4 separate regions of the Homo sapiens genome follow, and all the other regions are linked to region 2. A link is a loop called in an ENCODE intact Hi-C map of the cell type or tissue named here. Cell type or tissue: heart left ventricle. All regions are shown on one strand.

The links. A loop is a pair of places that touch in the nucleus more often than their neighbours do. Peaks named below come from ENCODE experiments on the same cell type or tissue, not always from the same donor. Only the 100,000 strongest peaks of a DNase experiment are listed, where the experiment ranks them.
Region 1: it touches region 2 in a loop (2.3-fold over the local background); 21 of 110 quality-filtered maps call a loop at or near these places.
Region 3: a loop joins it to region 2, with 2.2 times the contacts of the local background. A loop is called at or near these places in 21 of 110 quality-filtered maps.
Region 4: it touches region 2 in a loop (5-fold over the local background); 51 of 110 quality-filtered maps call a loop at or near these places.

What each region holds. Positions count from the first base shown.
Region 1 is chr5:1,066,305-1,071,304 of GRCh38, reverse strand. All of the region lies in intron 17 of SLC12A7 (solute carrier family 12 member 7), which reads left to right. Among named protein-coding and RNA genes, the nearest start is that of MIR4635, 5.8 kb to the right of the region's middle. RefSeq lists enhancers at 2,094-2,593, 3,316-3,815. In heart left ventricle, no CTCF peak of the experiment used is centred here; DNase peaks (open chromatin) are centred at 1,754, 2,704 and 3,464.
Region 2 is chr5:1,138,020-1,143,019 of GRCh38, reverse strand. It overlaps a transcript of SLC12A7 not described here. Among named protein-coding and RNA genes, the nearest start is that of SLC12A7, 28 kb to the right of the region's middle. RefSeq lists an enhancer at 1,683-2,526. In heart left ventricle, CTCF peaks have their summits at 2,326 and 2,533 (motif pointing right); a DNase peak (open chromatin) is centred at 2,539.
Region 3 is chr5:1,051,420-1,056,419 of GRCh38, reverse strand. SLC12A7 (solute carrier family 12 member 7) reads left to right here. Exons shown (of 24, transcript NM_006598.3): 23 at 2,938-3,071; 24 at 3,969-5,000. The coding sequence ends at 4,060. Among named protein-coding and RNA genes, the nearest start is that of MIR4635, 9.1 kb to the left of the region's middle. In heart left ventricle, a CTCF peak has its summit at 3,114 (motif pointing left); DNase peaks (open chromatin) are centred at 349, 2,979, 3,119, 3,589 and 4 weaker places; H3K27ac peaks cover 1,921 bases.
Region 4 is chr5:987,362-992,361 of GRCh38, reverse strand. It overlaps LINC02982 (long intergenic non-protein coding RNA 2982), which reads left to right. Exons shown (of 2, transcript NR_104615.1): 2 at 1,805-5,000. Among named protein-coding and RNA genes, the nearest start is that of LINC02982, 7.5 kb to the left of the region's middle. RefSeq lists an enhancer at 517-1,231. In heart left ventricle, a CTCF peak has its summit at 1,999; DNase peaks (open chromatin) are centred at 2,001 and 2,271; H3K27ac peaks cover 917 bases.

The sequences.
Region 1 (5,000 bases), 72 kb after region 2:
GGGGGCTCACTGGGGGCTCACTGGGGGCTGCATAAGTGTGATACCGTGTGCTGGGGGCTCACTGGGGGCTGCATAAGTGTGATGCCGTGTGCTGGGGGCTCACTGGGGCTGCATAAGTGTGATGCCCGTGTGCTGGGGGCTCACTGGGGGCTGCATAAGTGTGATGCCGTGTGCTGGGGGCTCACTGGGGCTGCATAAGTGTGATGCCGTGTGCTGGGGGCTCACTGGGGCTGCATAAGTGTGATGCCCGTGTGCTGGGGGCTCACTGGGGCTGCATAAGTGTGATGCCCGTGTGCTGGGGGCTCACTGGGGGCTGCATAAGTGTGATACCCGTGTGCTGGGGGCTCACTGGGGGCTGCATAAGTGTGATACCCGTGTGCTGGGGGCTCACTGGGGGCTGCATAAGTGTGATGCCCGTGTGCTGGGGGCTCACTGGGGGCTGCATAAGTGTGATACCGTGTGCTGGGGGCTCACTGGGGGCTGCATAAGTGTGATGCCGTGTGCTGGGGGCTCACTGGGGGCTCACTGGGGGCTGCATAAGTGTGATGCCCGTGTGCTGGGGGCTCACTGGGGGCTGCATAAGTGTGATGCCGTGTGCTGGGGGCTCACTGGGGCTGCATAAGTGTGATGCCGTGTGCTGGGGGCTCACTGGGGCTGCATAAGTGTGATGCCCGTGTGCTGGGGGCTCACTGGGGGCTGCATAAGTGTGATGCCCGTGTGCTGGGGGCTCACTGGGGGCTGCATAAGTGTGATGCCGTGTGCTGGGGGCTCACTGGGGGCTCACTGGGGGCTGCATAAGTGTGATGCCCGTGTGCTGGGGGCTCACTGGGGCTGCATAAGTGTGATGCCCGTGTGCTGGGGGCTCACTGGGGCTGCATAAGTGTGATGCCCGTGTGCTGGGGGCTCACTGGGGCTGCATAAGTGTGATGCCGTGTGCTGGGGGCTCACTGGGGGCTGCATAAGTGTGATGCCCGTGTGCTGGGGGCTCACTGGGGCTGCATAAGTGTGATGCCGTGTGCTGGGGGCTCACTGGGGGCTGCATAAGTGTGATGCCCGTGTGCTGGGGGCTCACTGGGGGCTGCATAAGTGTGATGCCCGTGTGCTGGGGGCTCACTGGGGGCTCACTGGGGGCTGCATAAGTGTGATGCCCGTGTGCTGGGGGCTCACTGGGGGCTGCATAAGTGTGATGCCCGTGTGCTGGGGGCTCACTGGGGGCTGCATAAGTGTGATGCCCGTGTGCTGGGGGCTCACTGGGGGCTCACTGGGGGCTGCATAAGTGTGATGCCCGTGTGCTGGGGGCTCACTGGGGGCTGCGTTAAGTGTGATGCCGTGTGCTGCTGAATTTCTGCCCACTCAGAGCTTTGTGGGGAGGGACGGGTGAGTGCCCCGGGCGTGTAGCATGCTGGTGCCAGCTCTGAGCCCTGCTGCTGCAGTCGGCTGCCCCAGGACATCGGGGTCTGAGACTTTGTGTCTTCATTTCTCTGATTTTCAAACTTCTTATGGGAAGCTTCACACTATCCAGAAACGGAATGATGACACGATGAAAGCCTGTGGGGTCCCATCACGTCACGTCACGTCACGTCACCTGGAGTTACTTCTGTATTTCTTGCTAAAGCAGGGAGCTTTTGAGTGCCCACCTGCGTGATTTTCATGCCAAGGGCACCTCATTCCCAGGCAGGGCTGGCTGCCGTGGGCGCCTCGAGCCTCCTCCTTCCCCCTCATGTGTGTGGGAGTCTGTGGGGCCTATACCACGTGCCTGTTGCAGTGGTGTGTGTCCGAGGTCCCTCCCATGCGGGTGCCCCCTCTGTCCTTGCTGTGGGTTGGGAGCCAGCTCCCTGCTGCCAGGCCCCCACTGGGACCTTGTGGGTGTGTCCAGGCATCTGCAGCCGCCCCCCACCGCCTCCCCGGTCCGTTTCTCTGCACAACCACAGCCGCACTGAGGCCCGTCCAGGTCTGGGCCGGTCAGCCTAGGGGTGGGAACCCTGCTCAAGAGGGCTGTGGGCACGTGGATGGTAGCAGCCTCAGGTGGTGTGGCCTAGGGCCAGGATCCCATGGAGGTAAAAAATGGCCCCCGCCGCTCCCGCCACGTTGGCCACGTGGATGGCCACCTTCTCAGGCTGTTGCACAGGTTCGCCTTCCCAGGGAAGACAGGAGATGCTCTGGGCCTTCCCTTTCCCTGACGGCGGCGTCATGGCTCACCACGGGTTCAGGCGTTAGCTGCTATTGACTGTGAACCCGTGGATTTAGGTATCGTGGTTTTCGGGGGGATGTTCACGGTCCTGGTCCCCATATGTCCCTTTCCGTGTTCCTTATCCCATGCTGGAATGCTCTTAGGAGGAATCCCGGAGTTGGAACTGCCCTGCTGGCGTGGATTCTAAGAATCCTGGCACTGCCTGGCCTCCCTGGAGGTGTGTGAGGGCGCGTCTGTGCGCACGAGGGACAGGGCAGGGATTGCAGTGACTGGGGGATGACGGGACCCCCTGCCACGCTCTGCCACAGTCTTCACGGCCATGGGAAGAGCTGCGCTCACTTATACTCTCACGTTAACGGAGCTCACAGGCAGATCCTCTCCGTCCGACAGCCCTTCGGCTGGGGGGTCTGGGGCAGCCTCAGACAGGAGCCCGCTCTTGCGGACGGGAGGACGAGCGCACCCTGCCCCCGCTGCTCTCAGCGAGCCTTTGGCTGTGACTTAGCTGCATTGGTTGCGAGGGCTGGAGCCAGCCGCAGGCCCCGCCTTCCCTTGGCTGCCTTTGGGGCTGCACTGCCCTGGGGAGCCGTATTCTCCTCCATCGTGGCTATGTTAGTGTGAAATTAGAGAAATCTGGGCAAATCTTTTTTATTTATTTGTTTTTTAATTTTTATTTATTTTTTGAGACAGAGTCTCCCTCTGTTGCCCAGGCTGCAGTGCAGTGGCGCCGTCTCAGCTCACTGCAACCTCCACCTCCCGAGTTGAAGCAGTTCTCCTGCCTCAGCCTCCCAGTAGCTGGGATTACAGGTGCCCACCACCACGCCCGGCTCATTTTTGTATTTTTAGTAGAGACGGGGTTTCGCCACATTGGCCAGTCTGGTCTCGAACTCCTGAGCTCAAGTGATTCGTCTGCTTCGGCCTCCCAAAGTGCTGGGATTACAGGTGTGAGCCACGGCAGCCTGTCTGGGCAAGGCTGTAAAGCATGGACATTTCTCTAAGAAGCGTGCAGCTTCGTGACTCATGCAGTCGCCAGGGAGGCTCATGCGCGCCCTTGTGCTCTGTTCTGTGTGGCACTGATTGGCATAAAAGGGGTCCTAAGGCCCTGGTGTTCTTGCTCCCCGCTCGTAAAGTTGTCCTCCGGGTTGAGGTCTGTCTGCACGGAGGCCTCTGCGACTGCTGCGCCGGGCAGGTGCGGGGACTTGTGATAACAGGGTCCCCGACACGGTGCTGACTTGTGATAACAGGGTCCCCGACACGGTGCTGACTTGTGATAACAGGGTCCCCGACACGGTGCTGACTTGTGATAACAGGGTCTCCCCACACAGTGTTGAGTTCCTGCCAGGCCAGGGCAGTGCCGCGTCCTCCTGAAACCCTGCAGTCCTGCAAGGTGGTTTTCCCAACAGTGAGGCCAGAAGAGAGTTGAGATCCCCAGCTCCGACTCCTCGGAGCCAGCACGTGGGGGTGAGCACAGCAGCCAGTCATGTAGGAAGTGGCCCCGTGACGTGGCTCCAGCACTTGGAGGCCCTCAGGGCCCCTCCAGTGGCTGCATCCAAACTTGGCTGATCCTGAACAGCCGTTTCCCTGGGCTCCGTTCTCCGGCCAGATCGGGGCACAAGAACAGAGAACCTGAATTGCCCTGCAGAGGGGTCTCGTGGGGATGAGAAGCAGCCGCATAAAGGGGCTGCTGTGTGGCCTTTGCTGAAATAGCCACACTTCCTGCCTTCTTCCCACATGACGCCCGATGCGGGTGCTTCCCTGTGCCTTCCTGCCCAGAGACGGCTGTGTCCACCCCGCAGCGTCCGCCTCCAGCCGGTCTCTGCCTCTCTGGGGCCCCTGCCTCCGCTTGCTGGCTGGTGCCCCTTGGGGGTAACGTGTTCAGGCCTTTCCTGACCTAAACAAAAGTCTCAAAGAGGAGCATATCTGCTGGCCCTGCACCCTGTCCCGTCTTGCGCCCGGGCAGCTGGGCAGAAGGTGGAGGTGTCTGGAGAGCAGGGTAAGGACGAGGGGTGCCTGAGGAGGAGTGGGGCCGTGGGAGAACATTGGATGTTGTTTTGTGTGTGAAGGGCTGGTGGAGCTCTAGGTGTGAGCCAGGGTAGGGGGTGAGGATACCAGTCAGGCTGACGTAGGGGCTGCTGGAATCTCGGCAAAGGAGGCAGGTGGTGGCTCTGATCCCTGAGTGGCCCGGGGCTGCTGTGATGGGACACAGACCACACGGCTCACAGCAAAGGGCGTCTGTTCTCTCCTAGTTCTGGAGCCCAGGAGTCTGAGATGAAGGAGACCGCAGGCCACGCTGCCTCCAGAGTCTCCCGGGAGGATCCTCCTGCCTCCTCCAGCTCCTGGGCCCCCGGGCGACCCTGGGCGCCTGTGCCTCCACGCAGTCTCTTCCTCCCAGTCTGAGAGCTCTTCCTGCCTTCATCCTGTAAGGTCACTTGTCAGTGGCTTCAGGGCCCACCTCTGACCCAGGATGCTCTCTCAACATCATAACCTAATTACAGGGTTCTTCAATACATCCATAAAGACAGGTTTTCCAAATAAGGTTGCATTCTCAGGTTCCTGGGGCTGGGATGCGGGTATCCTCTTTTTTGGGGGCACTATTCAACCCACTGCAATTGAGCTCTCGGCCCTAAAATTCATATCTGCCACACATGTACAGTATGTTCACCCCATCTCAGTGTCTCCTGAAGTCTCAGGCCTGCACAGACCAGCTCTGAGTCCCAACTCTCATGTAAATCTCATTGCTCGGAGCTCCCAAATCTCATCCTCTAAGCATCCAAACCAGAAGCCAGTGAAATGTGGGGTCTGGTCCATCCTG
Region 2 (5,000 bases):
GCCTTCTTTGGCCGCCTCTCAGCCCCCGTTACCATGAATACCGGGGCCCGGGGCCTGGGGCCCAGGGCCCAGTGCCCTCCCAGGATGGAGAATGGGCCAGGAAAGTCCATTTCCTCTTCTGCTGACCTACTCCCCCTTACCTCCCCTGAGTTCTGAGCACGTTGCCCAAAGAACAGGGGCTCTGAGTGAGTTTGGGATTGGAGGGGAGGGGTGTGTATGGGGGGGGCAGCTGATGGTCACGGGTATTCTAGGGGGAAGATGTGGGGAGGGCCGTGAGCACCTCCTGCCTGGAGTTCTGGGCAGTGGCTCAGGAAGAGGGGAGGGGGACAGAGAGAGACACAGAGACAGAGACAGAGAGACAGGGAGACAGAGACAGCCAGACAGAGACAGCGAGAGACAGAGACACAGAGACAGAAAAACAGACAGAGACAGATGGACAGAGACAGAAAGAGAGACAGAGAGAGAGACACACACAGAGAAGCAGAGAACAGGGAAGAGAGGGGAGAGGGGAGAGAGGGGAGTGGGGAGGGGAAAGGGGAGGGGGAGGGGAGGGGGGAGTGGAGGGCAGAGAGGGGAGGGGACAGCGAAGATGAGAGAGTGAGGAGGGGAGAGGGGAAAGGGGAGAAGGGAGAGGGGAGACAGGAGAGGGTGGAGGGGAGAGGGGAGAGGGAAGAGGGGAGAGGGGAGAGGAGAGAGGGGAGAGGGGAGACGGGAGGGGCGAGGGGGGAGGGGAGAGGGGAGAGAGGGGACAGGAGACGGGGGAGGTTTTCTTCCTCCTGATTATGGGGGCACCAGGGCTTATAGGGCTGGGCTGCCCCTGCCCTGTGGAGCGTCTGGGCTCTGTATGGAGGGGCCCTGTCTGGGGCCCAGAGATGCTGCCAGGGGTGGCCGGGTGAACTGACTGCGGCCCAGTGCAGCTCTGGGGAGGGGAGTGGCCACCCTGACGCCACCTGCCCCGCCTCTAGCACCAGAAGCAAAGGTGGAGGCCAGGAAGCCCCGGGAAGTCCTGCAGGGCTGCAGGGAAGAGGGGTATCTCTAAGCAACAGCCACAGTTGGTGGCTGGGAGCACTTCAGACTCCACATGACCAGGTCTGATCCTGCCAGCAGCACCCATGATAATGGTGACTTGGGCAAAATGAAAGTTCACTTCTCCCTCACTAAGCATTTTGTTCTGAATTTGTTCATCTGTTGATCTGTCCCGGCGAACCCTCTTGTCTCTGCCTGAGTGTCCAGTGGCCTCTCTGCACCAACGGAGTTATTCCTTGTCCACGCTGTCCTATGCAGCAGCCACCGGCCACATGTGGCTATCGGCACTTGAGCTGTAGCTGCTGTGGCTGAGGACCTGGATTCTTCATTTTTTAAAAAAAATTTTAACTTAAATATAAACTTCAGTGACCACACAAGCTTAGTGGCTGCTGTCCCAGTGAGGTCTGGGTGCTGAGGACACAGTGGGGAAGACAGTCCCCAGGGAGCCTCCATCCCAGGAGATACAGAAAACAAGCCAGGGGAGAGCACAGAGAGGGAGGCAGGGACAGCTGTGGTGCCCGTGGCGGCTCTGGTGCCCATGGCGGCTGTGGTGCCCGTGGCAGCAGGGACGGCTGGGACAGCCAAGTTACAGGCTCAGTGACATCTCTCCATTAGGACTGGGAGAGGACTGGGGGTCCTACTGCCTAGCACTTGAGAATGTGATGGTATTGGGAGGGAGCTGTTTGCAGAGGTCATCAAGTGACAGCTCACAGGGGTGCATCCTAATTCAATATAACGGGTGTCCTTATTAAAAGGGGGAATTTGGACACAGAAATAGACACTCACAGAGCAGGGACGATACAGAGACACAGGGAGAAGCTGGGGCCTGCAAGCCAAGAAGAGGCCGGAACCGGTGCCCGCCTACAGCTCAGGGGAGCAGCCCAGCCACACACTGACCTGGGACTTCAGGCCCGAGGCTTCGAGACGTGTCTGTGGTGTGCACAGCCTGGCTGCACTCATTTCCACAGCGGCCCGAGCGTATTGGTATAAACGTCCCGTGTCCACCCTCCCCCTCAGCCTGGCTGCTCTGAACTGGCCCAGGCCCAGCTTGCCCACCTTGGCTGCAGCCCCCAACGGCTCTGCCTCATGCTGAGCCTCCCAAGGGGTTCCCCTCAGAACATTCTCCCATGGCGTGGTCACCTAGAAGCTACTCCGAGCTGTCATGCCGGTGCAGTGACCACATCCCTCCCCAGCCAGTGCTTGTCAATGGCCCTCCTGGGTGAATCTCCCTTCCCTGCACCCCCTCCGCCAGCCACCTGAGCCCTCCCCGGGGCCCTGGGCTCCGCCCTTGCGCCTCTCGTTGCCTGGTGAGCAGAGCTTTCTTGTCCCACTGGAGTAGAGAGCGTGGAGCCAGCGGTGCGAGTTCCTGAGCACGGGGAACTCCGGGATTGCTGGGCATGCTGGCACCGTCCTGAACCCCATCTCCCTGTTTACAGAATGACGCCTCCCTCCAGGGACAGCTGTGGGGAGGGGAAGCCAGCAGGGAGCACCCCCCCTCACCAGCAGGGGGCACCCACTCACCAGCAGGGAGCACCGCCTCGCTGGAGCTGCACCTGTTTCCTCCTCCCCTGCTTACCAGTGTCTTCCAGACCCGGTGGGGGGGAACAGAACCGAGGGAGATGGAGACGCAGGTGTGGCTGTGTGTGCAGATTGGCGGTCAGGATTCACCCGAGGGGCCATGGGGATCACATGCCTCATCGCCTGGGATGTGCTGGCTGGGGCAGGGCCACCTTTCTCAGGAGGGGGATCTGCCTGGGTTCCCATGGGGCCCTGCTCCCTGCATGCAGGTGGGCCGGGGCTGCAGCGGCTGGTACGAGACAGCCAGCCAGCGATGGGAAACAGCGTTTCTGGGGGGCCTTCTGAGGGCAGGACGGCGCCTCTGGGGTGCTGGTTGAGGCCAAGGCGGTGGTGCCTGGTCACCGACCTCGGAGCGTTTGATGCCCTGAGACCTGGGATGCTCTGGGAGACAGAGGTGCAGGCCGGGCGTGTCCTGACACCTTCCAGCATGTCCCGGCCTGGTCCGCATCTGTGACCACAGAGGTCTTCTTGGCACTTCTTGGGATCAGAGCCCTGAGGCCCATGCATCCGGAAACGCCGTTTGGAGATGTGGAAAGTCCCTTTTGACTCACAAAATCTGCCTTTGTCTCAGCAAGTGTCCCAGAACCGTGGGGACGTAGTGGCCCTAGACTGGGAAGTGGGGCTCGGGAACCAGATTCAGAATTACTCACCTTCCCCAAAGACACGGGGCCTGCCGGGAGGAGGGACGTGGGTCACAAAAGTGGGCCGTGGCCACCCCAGGGTCAAGCAAGCTCGCCGTGTGCACTCGGGGAAGGCAGGCTGTGCGGACGCCTACAGAGGAACATGGGGGCCACTCTGCCTCCTGTTTCCCGGCACCCACACCCGCTAGGGCCACTGCCCAAACAGTTCTCGAGGCAACCTCGGTTCCAGGTTCCGGCATGTGGCACCATTGCTGCTGTGTGGACACCACCCCTCAGAGAAGGCCAAGCCGGCAAGGCCCAGGCAGTGTCAACCGCCCCAGCTCCCAGAACCGCATCTGTCAGGCTGAGCCGCCTCTTGGTTTGGGGCCCAGGGCCCTCGTGAGGATGTAGCTGAGCACCAGCTGCATTTGCCTGGAGTGGTTCCTGCCTTCCAGGGGCTGCTCCCCACCAGGGCTGGGCTTGGGTGCAGGCACTGGGGCCGCACGTCCTGGGGAGATGCTGTTACCAGCGAGGGTCCCCCGCCAGGATCCCAGCCGGCTGCCGTGGAGGCCAAGGGCTCACACTTTCCCCCTTCCTCTTGCCTACGGACCATGAGGACTCAGCAGCCACCTGGTGGGCTACGCCCATGGGGATGAGGAGGGAGCCCAGCTGTGGGGACCATCGGAGGCTCCCAAAGTGCACCTGCTGCCGCCCAGAGCCCCCCCCCCACCCCAAGCTTGGGTGAGGGGCGACCCCTGCAGCTGTTTCAAAGTCAAGACTTCAGCTTGCTCTCCTTTCAGAGGCCTGGGTGGTGGGTGCAGGTCCAAGGCTTCTGGCCAGTGCCCTGGAGTCGAGTATCCCCGGCTCACCTCAGGGCACATGTTAGGACCCAGCATGTGTTAAGGACCTGGTAGAAAGCTGTGTGTTGCAGTTGAACAGACACCCTGGGGCTCCCACTGTGCACACAGGGCTGTGTCGGGCAGTGGGGCTTAGCTTCCTGGGCCTCTCTCTGGAGCCCAAGTCCTTCTAAGTTTGGACCTTGATCCTGTTTTGGTTTCAAGGTTTGTAGTAAACTAAACGGTGGCCTCCAAAGAGCTACATCTATGTCCTGATTCCTGGAACCCGAGAATATGACCTTATTTGGAAAAGAATCTTTGCATGTGGGGTAAAGATCTCCAGCTGAAGTCGCCCCAGTTTATGTGAGCGGGCTCTAAGCCCACTGGCAAATCAGAAACAGACGAGGAGAGAGGCACACAGAGGAGGAGGCCCTATGAGGTTGAGAGGTGAAGCCCGCTGGGCCTCTGGGTAGGGTGGGGACTTGTAGAACTTTTCTGTCTAGCTAAAGGATTGTAAACACACCAATGAGCAGCTCTGTGTGTAGCTAAAGGTTTGTAAATGCACCAATCAGCACTCTGTAAAAATGGAGCAATCAGCACTCTGTAAAATGAACCAATCAGTGTTCTGTAAAATGGACCAATCAGCAGGATGTGGGTGGGGTCAAATAAGGGAATAAAAGCCGCCCTGCCCTGCCCCACCCCGCCGGCAGTGGGTGGTGCCCTGGGGTTCATTTCAATGATGTGGAAGGTTTGTGTTTTTTTCCGCTTTTCCCCTTTTGCAATAAATCTTGCTGCTGCTCACTCTTTGGGTCCGTGCCACGTTTAAGAGCTGTAACACTGCAAAGATCTGGGACTTCATTCTTGAAGTCAGCATAAACCAAGAACCCACTGGAAGGAACCAACTCTGGACACAGCGTGACCACTTCTGAGAAGAGGAGGG
Region 3 (5,000 bases), 87 kb after region 2:
GCTGCGGCTCCCACGTCAGTTTCCTGTTGCCTTCGCTCCCCTCTGTTCACGGTGGCTCCAGCACACGCCTGAAGCCTCTTCCTAAGTGAGGCCCAGGAACTGAGACCTGGGAGGTGTCCGAGCCGCTCCGGAGTGGAGGGGAGGCGTGCGCCTCGCAGGGCCCGTCAGTGAGTCCATCCACGTCCTTCTGGGTCAGGCGCTAGCTGAGTCGCGTTCCCACCTGGAATGCCTTCCATGTTAAAGCTGTCCAGCCTCCAGGCGGAGAGGGGTGCAGATCAGTTCTCTGTGTGGTCGGACCCTCGGCAGGAGCTACCTGCGTCTGAGCTCCGGGGCAGGTGGGAGGGTGTACCCTGGACGGACCCCCAGGGTGCTCCCTGGGAGTCCTCGATGCCGTCTCTGTCCCCTGCCTGCCCCCGCCAGTAACCGCCTGGGCCATGTTTTCCTTGTGGGCAGGCAGTGCCTGGTGCCTGAGTGAGGAACGCCTTGGCTGAGTGGCCACACTTCCCTTCCCTTTTTATCTTTAACCCCGAAACCTGAATTAATCAGACTCAAGAAACTGTGCAGCTATGTGCGAGGCGTGCAGGGAATCCCTGTACTTCCTGCTCCGTTCTGTAAATCTGAAAGTGCCTTCAGAATAGCGTGTTAATTAAAGCCGAAGAACGACGTAGACCCAGGAGTAGGGTTTGACACACACATGCACAGGCACACACACTCGGGGACCCTCAGTGGCACCTGTGCCTCCTCCCAGCGCCGGGGCTTGCCTCCCCTTGGTCGGGGCGGGGGCAGGTCCCCACAGGCCTGTAGGGTCAGGAGAAGGTGGGCCAGAATGGACAACGCGTGGGCTTTGTATTCATGTGTGGCGTGCGTCTGGGATGGCATTGACTCTCTTGGCCCAGCAGTTTCTCGGGGTTGGGCTGGGAGAAGCCCTCCGAAGATCTGGAGGTCGGCCCTGACCTCTTCTGGGCAGTGCGGGCGTGAGATGTGCGTGGCTTACTGTGACGTCCCCGGGAGCACACTTAACGGATGTCTGTTTGTGTGCGTGCTCGCATGTACCTGTCAGCGCACCTGCCGGTGGACGTGTACCTGCCTGTGTGCACGTCCACGTACGTTAGTGTGCATGTCTGTGTGCACATACTATGCATGTCTTACATGTTAGTGTGTCTGCACGCATTTGCACATTGTGACTGCATGCCTGTTTGTACATGATAGTGTATGCACTTGTGTATTAGTGTGACTATGCCTGTGTGTGTACACATCAGTGTGTCTGCATGTATGTGTGTGTGCGTATACACATTAGTGTGCGTGTCTGTGCCTGTGTCTGCACTGGTCCTCCTTGCTGTGGCGGCCGGCATACTCCACCAGTAGCCAAGGGCCAGGTCTCCGCCTCACCCCAGCACTCACTGGCTGTGGACACGCTGCCCACTCCGACCCCCCTGTGCTCCTGGCCTGCTTTCACTTCCTGGAGCTGCTCTTTGTCCCCAAACACACTGGTAATTGTGGTCTATCCAGAAGTCGAATTCAAAGTTCCAAGTTCCTGGCACGAAAGCCCCTTGACTGTGCTGTGGACAGAGACCCCATCTGTAATTAGACCAGGCTGGAGAGAAGATAGAAGGTCTCTCCCTGTGTTCCTCCTGGAAATTGGTGGTTATGATCACGTTTATGTGGCTTAAGCGTCAAGCGGATCAAAGGGCGTGAGCCTGGATAGCGTCCGTGGGGCCTCTCCATGACCCTGCATGGGCGGCCTCTGTCTGTCCGCCGCCGCCCCTCTGCGTCCAGGGCGCTGGTGACCTCCCCCAGGGGGCCACAGTCACGACCGCACGGCTGCAGCTGGCCTGAGACCCGCTCCGACTTTCAAGTCCACACACGGGCCGGGTTTTTCCAACACAGAAACGCAAGTGCTCCCCTCCGCCCAGCGTTTCCCCAGGTGGCCTCCTGGAACGCCAGTTCTGCTGCAGTTTAGGGGCCTGCCTAGGAGGGGACCGTGGGGTAGAGGAGGGAGATAAGCTCTGTCCCGCAAGGGCCTGAGCACCTCACAGCATGATTCTGCAGTGTCCCCAAACCTACTTGGTTGGGGAGCCTCCTGTGGGGCTGTGGCCGGGCCCAGGCCGCCAGGGACGCTTTGAGACATGGACCGGCCACAGCAGCTTCAGAGAGCAGACAGGGAGGGTCGTGGAGCAGAGCTGCGTTGTGAGGACGGAAGGCGGGGGCTGGACGGCCACACGGTGGAAGTGCTTGTCCTTTAGCCCTTGGCCAGACAGGGGCAGGGTGGGCCGTAGGAGGGGACCCAGTAGTGGCCACTGAGGGCCTGTGCCTCCAGCTGAGTCCTCGGCATACCCTGTCCTTGTCAGGCCTGGGAGCTTCAGCAGCAACGGCTGCACAGGCCGGTGTGGGGGACTCTGGGCCTTTCCTTCCTGAGCTTCCGGCCCCTTGGACCCAGTTGTATCAGGACCCTCGGAGAGGAGGCCATGTGTGCCCAGCCTGACGGGTCTGTGTTTGGCAGTGTCTGACGTGGGGTTTAGGGGCGATGATGTAGATGTCAAGAGAAGCGTGTCAGCCTTGAAGGCGTCAGGCACATGGGCCACCCAGACGGCTTCCACTGTTCTGCCTGCTTTGCAGATGTAGATGTAGTTAGGAAAGCGCTTGCGGTTTGTGTTGTGTGACTGTAGCCCTTAGAAGCTTGGCAGCCTTAGTGGGCTGAGTTCTAGGTCCCTGGAGGCCAAAGCATCCCGCTGCTGAACGCCCGCCCTGGCTGCAGTCAGCGCCTTTCGCTCGGAGCCGCCACTTCTGCATCCTTCAGGGTCAGAGAATCCGCCTGATCCTGACTCACACAGCCCTTTCCAACACGTGTGAATGCAGCTCATCAGGGCTCAGCTCAGCCTCGTGTCCGGAGCGTGGGGTGCACCCGCCGCCCGCTGACCGTGCCCACCTCCCCTGCAGGGACCAGTCCAACGTCAGGCGGATGCACACGGCTGTGAAGCTCAATGGCGTCGTCCTCAACAAGTCCCAGGATGCGCAGCTGGTCCTGCTCAACATGCCAGGTCCTCCCAAAAACCGGCAGGGAGACGAGAACTGTATCCTTTCTTGCAGTGTGCCTGCTGAGCGTGCGGGCACCCCCTGGTGGCTTCTCGCTAAGACCTGGGTTTGTGGGTGCTGGGAGTGAGGCTGGCTTCCCGCCTCTCCTTCAGCCCCAGGCTCTGGGAGCTACGACCGGGATGCAGTGGGGCTCTGAGCCCAGTGGTGACCGGGCCAGAGTTGGGGCCAGCCCTGGCATTGGTGTGGGGGAGGGAGGGCCCGCCTACAGTACCAGCCCCACTGTCCCCAGGTGCTCAGGGCTGCCCTGGGGCTGGGAGGCTCCCTGTCATGCATCCCCACAGCAGCTGTGCATTCTGGGACCTCCGCTGGGGCTCAGCCCCACCCTGCGCCGACAACGGTGGGAGGTGAGGAGCCCAGCTCTCGGCTTTAAGGCCACAATTGGTCGCAGCTTTGGGAATTTGTGCTTTGGAAGGAGAACTCCGCAGTGCATCTGGGCGTATTGGCACAGACAGGGTGACGCCTGGCACATCCCTGCCAGGTTGGCACCAAGAACTGGGGCCAGTGAGGGCATGTCCTCCATGCGTCCTGATCGGAATCCGTGGCCCAGGTCCCCTGTAGGCTGGTGAGGACCCAGTCCCGTGGCTGGGGTTCCCTGTCGGGTGGGGTCAGCACCGTGGGCTGTGTCGCTGTCTCTGCTCGTCCTCCCTGTGGCCACGGTGCTCCCTCTCTTTCCCGAGCACTGGCCCCTCTCTCCCCTGCCCTGCTCCTCCCCGCCTGGGGGGTCTCTCTAATCCCCACCTCTCTTTTCACCTTGGCTCTGGGTTTCTCAAACCAAATCTTAGCTAACCAGGAGAGGATAAACCTCACTCCTATCACGATTTCAGCTACACACGCTCAGGTAAGATCAGCTGTGGCCTTAACTCTGTTGACCACAGACATGGAGTTTCTTGAAGTCCTGACCGAGGGGCTGAACAGAGTCCTCCTGGTCAGGGGTGGCGGCCGGGAGGTGATCACCATCTACTCCTAATGCCCAACAGCATCACGGCACTCTGGGACAGGCACGGAGGACGGCGTGGGCAGCCTGGGCCTGGGCTTGGCCCAGGGAAACAGACGGCAGACACACCTGTCCCCCAGTGATGCCGCCCAAGCTGCCCATGGGGCTTCCTACGGAAGTTTCTAGGCCCGTCACCTAGGGCTCTCCTGTTCAGCCTTAACAGGCTCAGCAAATCAGGGCGTGGCTGGACGATTTCCTTGCATCTGAGGGCAGACGCTGCTACCGGAGTGACCTGGACGTGGCCAGATCTTCTCGCAGGTCACAAGAAGCCAGTGAGCCCTTGCCTTGGTTTCTGGAAGTTCTTTTCCTTGGCTGGATTTACCCAGTGGTTAGGTTGCATTTCTACCCCATCCAGAACATTCTTGGAAGAGCACCCGGAGCTGAAGCTGTCCCTGATGATGAAGGTGAAACGTCAGCCCTGGCCATGGCTCCGCTCAGGGCCCCGGTCACCTCCGAGTCACTCTGTTCCTTGACTGTCTTTGTGTTTCTGTACCTCAAGGCACTGAAGCTGGAGGACTCTGTCCATGCCCGTGTCACCCTCGTGTGGGAGCCTCTGGGCTCGGCAGGTCCACATTTCATGAGCTGAGGCGTGGGCCAGGGCCATCTGGAAAGGGAACTCGGCTTTTCCAGAACGTGGTGGATCATCTGTCGGGTGTGTGGTGAACACGTTCAGTTCATCAGGGCCTACGCTCCGGGAAGGGGCCCCCAGCTGTGGCTCTGCCATGCCGGGCTGTGTTTGCAGCTGTCCGAGTCTCCATCCACCTTTAGAAAACCAGCCACTTCTTTTCATAAGCACTGACAGGGCCCAGCCCACAGCCACAGGTGCGATCAGTGCCTCACGCAGGCAAATGCACTGAAACCCAGGGGCACACGCGCGCAGAGTGAACAGTGAGTTCCCCCGACAGCCCACGAC
Region 4 (5,000 bases), 150 kb after region 2:
AACCACCACTTTTATTTTAAAAAAAAAAAAAAAAAGCACAACAGGACAGACCCGTGGTTCTGTTCCTGTGCCACTGAGGGATGCCTGACCTTGCACAACTTAGGGTCATCTCGATTTCTTTATCGCAGAGGCTGGGGGTGGAGCCATGCCATTTCTGATGGGACCTGTGCAGGAGGGGTCGCCCGGGTGGGCACAGTGCCGCTCTCTTTGCTCTCCCTGGAAGATGGGCTTGGTCTGCAGTCCACACATCTCAGTCCTTACTTGCCCATGTACCAAGGTCCTGGGCACTCCACCTCCCCTTGGGCCAGACAGACCCTGATGCTGCCTGGGAGCCTGCAGAGAGAGGCGGTGCAGATGAAGGCCACCAGGTTCCAGAAGCCCCCTGCCAGGGCATCCTCTTGGCTCAGTCCCATAAAATCACTGTGGGGAGCAGGAAGTATCTGGGCCAGGCCCCCTGATCTTCAGGGCTAACCCTGGGCCAGGATGGAGATGAGGTGTACGGTGGAATTCTGCACTGGTGAGAAGTCCTGGAAGGGCTGAGAGCCGGGGAAGGGATTGCATTGGTTTCTTTCTGATCATCAGAGGGTGTGATGGGCATGCAGGTCCTCATCGCCAGTCTCCTCTGCTCCAGCACCCAGGGGCTCGGCGTCTGCCCACTGGTCCCTACCCCTCCTGGGGTTGGGGGTGGCACTGAGGGAGGAAACAGAGGCCTCCCAGGGCCAAGCCACACAGGCCAGCTCCATCTGTCTCACCCACCTCCCTGAGCTCACCATGGGCTGTGGGCCATGGCTGGTGGGCCAGGTGTGCTAAGTCCCCAGGCCTGGCCCCACAGCTTGTGGGCAGTGGTGGGGACAGGATGTGACAGCCGACCTCCTCTGGTACAAGCCTGTCTGCACCTGCCCCCTGTGACTGGGAGGCTCAGCTTCCCAAGCATAGCTGAGCTCCAGGGACAGCCACTCATAAACCTAAAAATTGGCCGGGCGTGGTGGCTCACGCCTGTAATCCCAGCACTTTGGGAGGCTGAGGCGGACGGATCATGAGGTCAGGAGATCGAGACCGTCCTGGCTAAAACTGTGAAACCCTGTCTCTACTAAAAAATACAAAAAAAATTAGTTGGATGTGGTGGCGGGCACCTGTAGTCCCAGCTACTTGGGAGGCTGAGGCAGGAGAATCACTTGAACCCAGGAGGCAGAGCTTGCAGTGAGCCGAGATGGTGCCACTGCACTCCAGCCTGGGCGACAGAGCGAGACTCCGTCTCAAAAAAAGAAGAACATGAGTTCCTCTGTGGTTGGGTGGAGGGTTCTGTAGGCATCAGTCAGATCGTGCTGATCGATGTTGTCCAATGTTCTTTATTTTTTTTATTTTTTTGAGACGGAGTCTCGCTCTGTTGCCCGGGCTGGAGTGCAGTGGCGCGATCTCGGCTCACTGCAAGCTCCGCCTCCTGGGTTCATGCCATTCTCTTGCCTCAGCCTCCCGAGTAGCTGGGACTACACAATGTTCTTTCTTGCTGCTTTGTCTGCTTGCTCTTTTTTCAATTATTGAGAGAGTGATGTTGAAATCTCTTACTGTAATTGTGATTTTAAAAATTTCTCCTTGCAATTCTATCAATTTTGTTTCAAGTATTTTGAAGCTTTGTAATTACGGGCACAAATAATTAGGACTGCTATGTCATCTTGATAAATTGCCTCTTTATGAAATGTCGCTTTTTTACCCTTGGTAATATTCTTTGCTTTGACAGGAGGGGTGCTGGGGGCTTGATGCCACCAAGGACCCCAGACCAAGTCATCTTTTTTTTCTCGCTCAGCTTTGAAGGGAAGTTAAAGACAAAGAGGAAGAGGCTGTATTTCATTCTCCCAGATGGCTCCTGCCAGCCTCCAGAGAAAAGGCAGCTTTCTTCTTTAGAAAATTGGCAGGACAAAAGAAGGAAGTCGACTTGGAAAGTCCAGCGACAGACCTCGTGCCCCTGCTCTGGGAGGCCGCAGGTCAATGGCTCCCCCTGGCTTCAGGGGACACAGCTCAAGCCTGGAAGGAGCCCATGGCCAGCCTGAAAGCCTTGCTCACACCCAGCATCCGCAGCTGGGGCAAGAGCGGCTACTCCCAAGACAGGAAAAGACACACAGCCTAACTTTGCCACTGTGAAGGGAGACTTCTCTCTAATGCCTAACTAGACACTTATCTTCCAACCTCCTCAAAATGCCTTCAATAGAAGTCCCAGGAAGACACGGAGCCCCAGCCGCCCACTGACTCCTACAGGATGCAGCTGCGCCAGGCAGCCCATCCCAGGGGGCCCAGGCCAAAGAGGGGCCAGGGTGCTTCCCCTGAGAATGAAAAGGGATGTCGGGTAGAGGGGGAGGGTGATGTGGGACTCGCTGGTGGCTGTTAAAGGAGCTCGCGTCTCGGTTCCTGCAGGAAAAGTGCTTTGAGCACTCGCCTGGCCTGGTGAAGAAGGAAGGCAGTTGGCGGGCATTTTTGGAAGCTCTCACCCCCCATGCTGGTCCTGGTACCCCTTCTCCAGGGATGCGGGGCCCACATTCATCACAGTGGGGTTCCATAGATGATGGTCCTGTCATATCAGGGTTCCCATTGAAGGGGGCCCTTTTTGGCACTTTCTTTTATTCCATTAGTCTGTTTGCCTGGTCACACATTTTATTGCTTTTTCCCGCAAAAGAATCAATGTGGGAATTTATTTATTTATTTATTGAGACGGAGTCTCACTCTGTCACCCAGGCTGGAGTGCAGTGGTGCAATCTCAGCTCACTGCAACCTCCGCCTCCCTGGTTCAAGCAATTCTCCTGCCTCAGCTTCCCAAGTAGCTGGAATTACAGGCATCTGCCACCATGCCCGGCTAATTTTTTGTATTTTTTGTATTTTTTTTTTTTTCTGAGATGGAGTCTCTCTGTGTTGCCTAAGCTGGAGTACAGTGGCGTGATCTCAGCTCATTGCAACTTCTGCCTCCCAGGTTCAAGCAATTCTTCCTGCCTCAGCCTCCCAAGTAGGTGGAATTACAGGTGCCCACTACCATGCCTGGCTAATTTTTGTATTTTTTAGTAGAGACGGGATTTCACCACATTGGCCAGATTGGTCTTGAACTCCTGACCTCATGATCCACCTACCTTGGCCTCCCAAAGTGCTGGGATTACAGGTGTGAGCCACTGCACCTGGCTGATTTTTTATATTTTTAGTAGAGACGGGTTTCACCATGTTAGCCAGGATGGTCGCAATCTCCTGACCTCGTGATCCACCCACCTTGGCCTCCCAAAGTGCTGGGATTACAGGTGTGAGCCACTGCGCCCAGCCAGGAATTTATTTTTAAATTAAATTTGATTTATTTAGTTTCCTAACCCTTTTATTGTTTTTAGGCAATTTTTTGAAGTATAATATGAATAAGAAAATTATGGTGAATTGTTACAGCATCGAGACCTCCAAGACCAGGACATAGAACAATCCCAGCCCCCAGAAACCTCCACCCCATAAGGCTCCACAACCCCTCTTCTAACACACAGATTACCTTCAGCTCTTCTTGAACTTCATATAAGTGTGAAACTCACCCATGCTGTTGAACACAGCACTGTTTCATTCATGTAAGCGGCCTTATAGTATTCCATTATGTGAACGCAGTTTATTATCCGTTCTGTTAATCACAGTAGTTTTTACCTGTTGTGAGTAAGGGTGTCACAAACAGCCTCATGTGTACTTTGTGGCAGATGGAATTCTTGTACAGATGTGGAACATACACTGGATTTGAAGTGCTGGGTTATAGAGTATGCACATGCTCAGCTTTATCAAACAGGGCTTAACAGCTTTTCAGAGTGGCTGTGCCAACTCACACTCTCCAACAGTCTATGGGAGTTCCAGTTGCCCCACACCCTTGCCACCACTTGCAATTGTCAGCTGTAAATTTTAGCCATTTTGTCGGGTGTATATTGGTATTTTATTGTGTTTTTGATACTCGTTGCTCCCGCAATCGTTGAAGTTGAGCACGGTTGTATATGCTTATTGGCAATTTGGATACTGTCTTTGCGTTTTCAAAAATTGGGTTTTTGTCTTTTATTGATTTGTAGAATTTCTTTATTCTGAATTTGAGTTCTTAGTTGTGCTTGTGTGTGTGCACATAGTAAACACACACACAGGTTAAAATAATTGGGAGATCATTAGAATGAGATGACCCCAGCGCCTTGGGTTTCAACTCAAGCAAACCAAAGTCCATCTCAGTGTACATGGTTATAGTTCAGGTAAGCAGAAACCACCGGCTGATCTCTAACACGGGGCTTTTGACTGGAATGATTTCTTTCCCTTTCTTTCTCTTTCTTTCTTTCTCTCTTTCTCTCTTTCTTTCTCTCTTTCTCTCTTCCTTTCTTTTTTTCTTTCCTATCTTTCTGCCTTTCTTTCCTTCCTTCCTTCCATCCTTCCATCTCTTTCTTTTTCTTTTCTCTTTCTTTTCTTTCTCTCCCTCTCTCTTTCTTTCCTCCCTCCCTTTCTTCCTTCCTTCCTTCTTTCCTTCCTTCCCTTCCTCCTTCCCTCCTTCCCCTCCCTCCCTAAAATTCATAGAATAAAAAAATGCCTGAATAGCCAAAGTAATCCTAAGCAAAAAGAACAAAGCTGGAGGAATCACATTACCTGACTTCAAATTATCTTACAAGGCTATGGTAACCAAAACAGCATGGTATTTAGGATTGTTTTCCCAATTCTTTGAAAAGCGATGTTGGTATCTTCATAGGAATTGCATTGAATCTGTAGATTGCTTTGGGTAGTGTGGTCACTTTCACAATATTGATTCTTCCAATCCATGATCATGGGATGTATTTCCGTTGGTTTGTGTCATATACAATTTCTTTCAGCAGTGTTTGCTAGGTCTCCTTGTAGAGATATTTCACCTCTTGGTCAAGTTATTTCTAGTTATTTTATTTTACTTTTTGCAGCTATTGTAAAAGAGCTCGGGTTCTTGATTTGATTCTCAGCTTGGTCATTGTTGGTGTATAGCGGTGCTACTGATTTGTGTA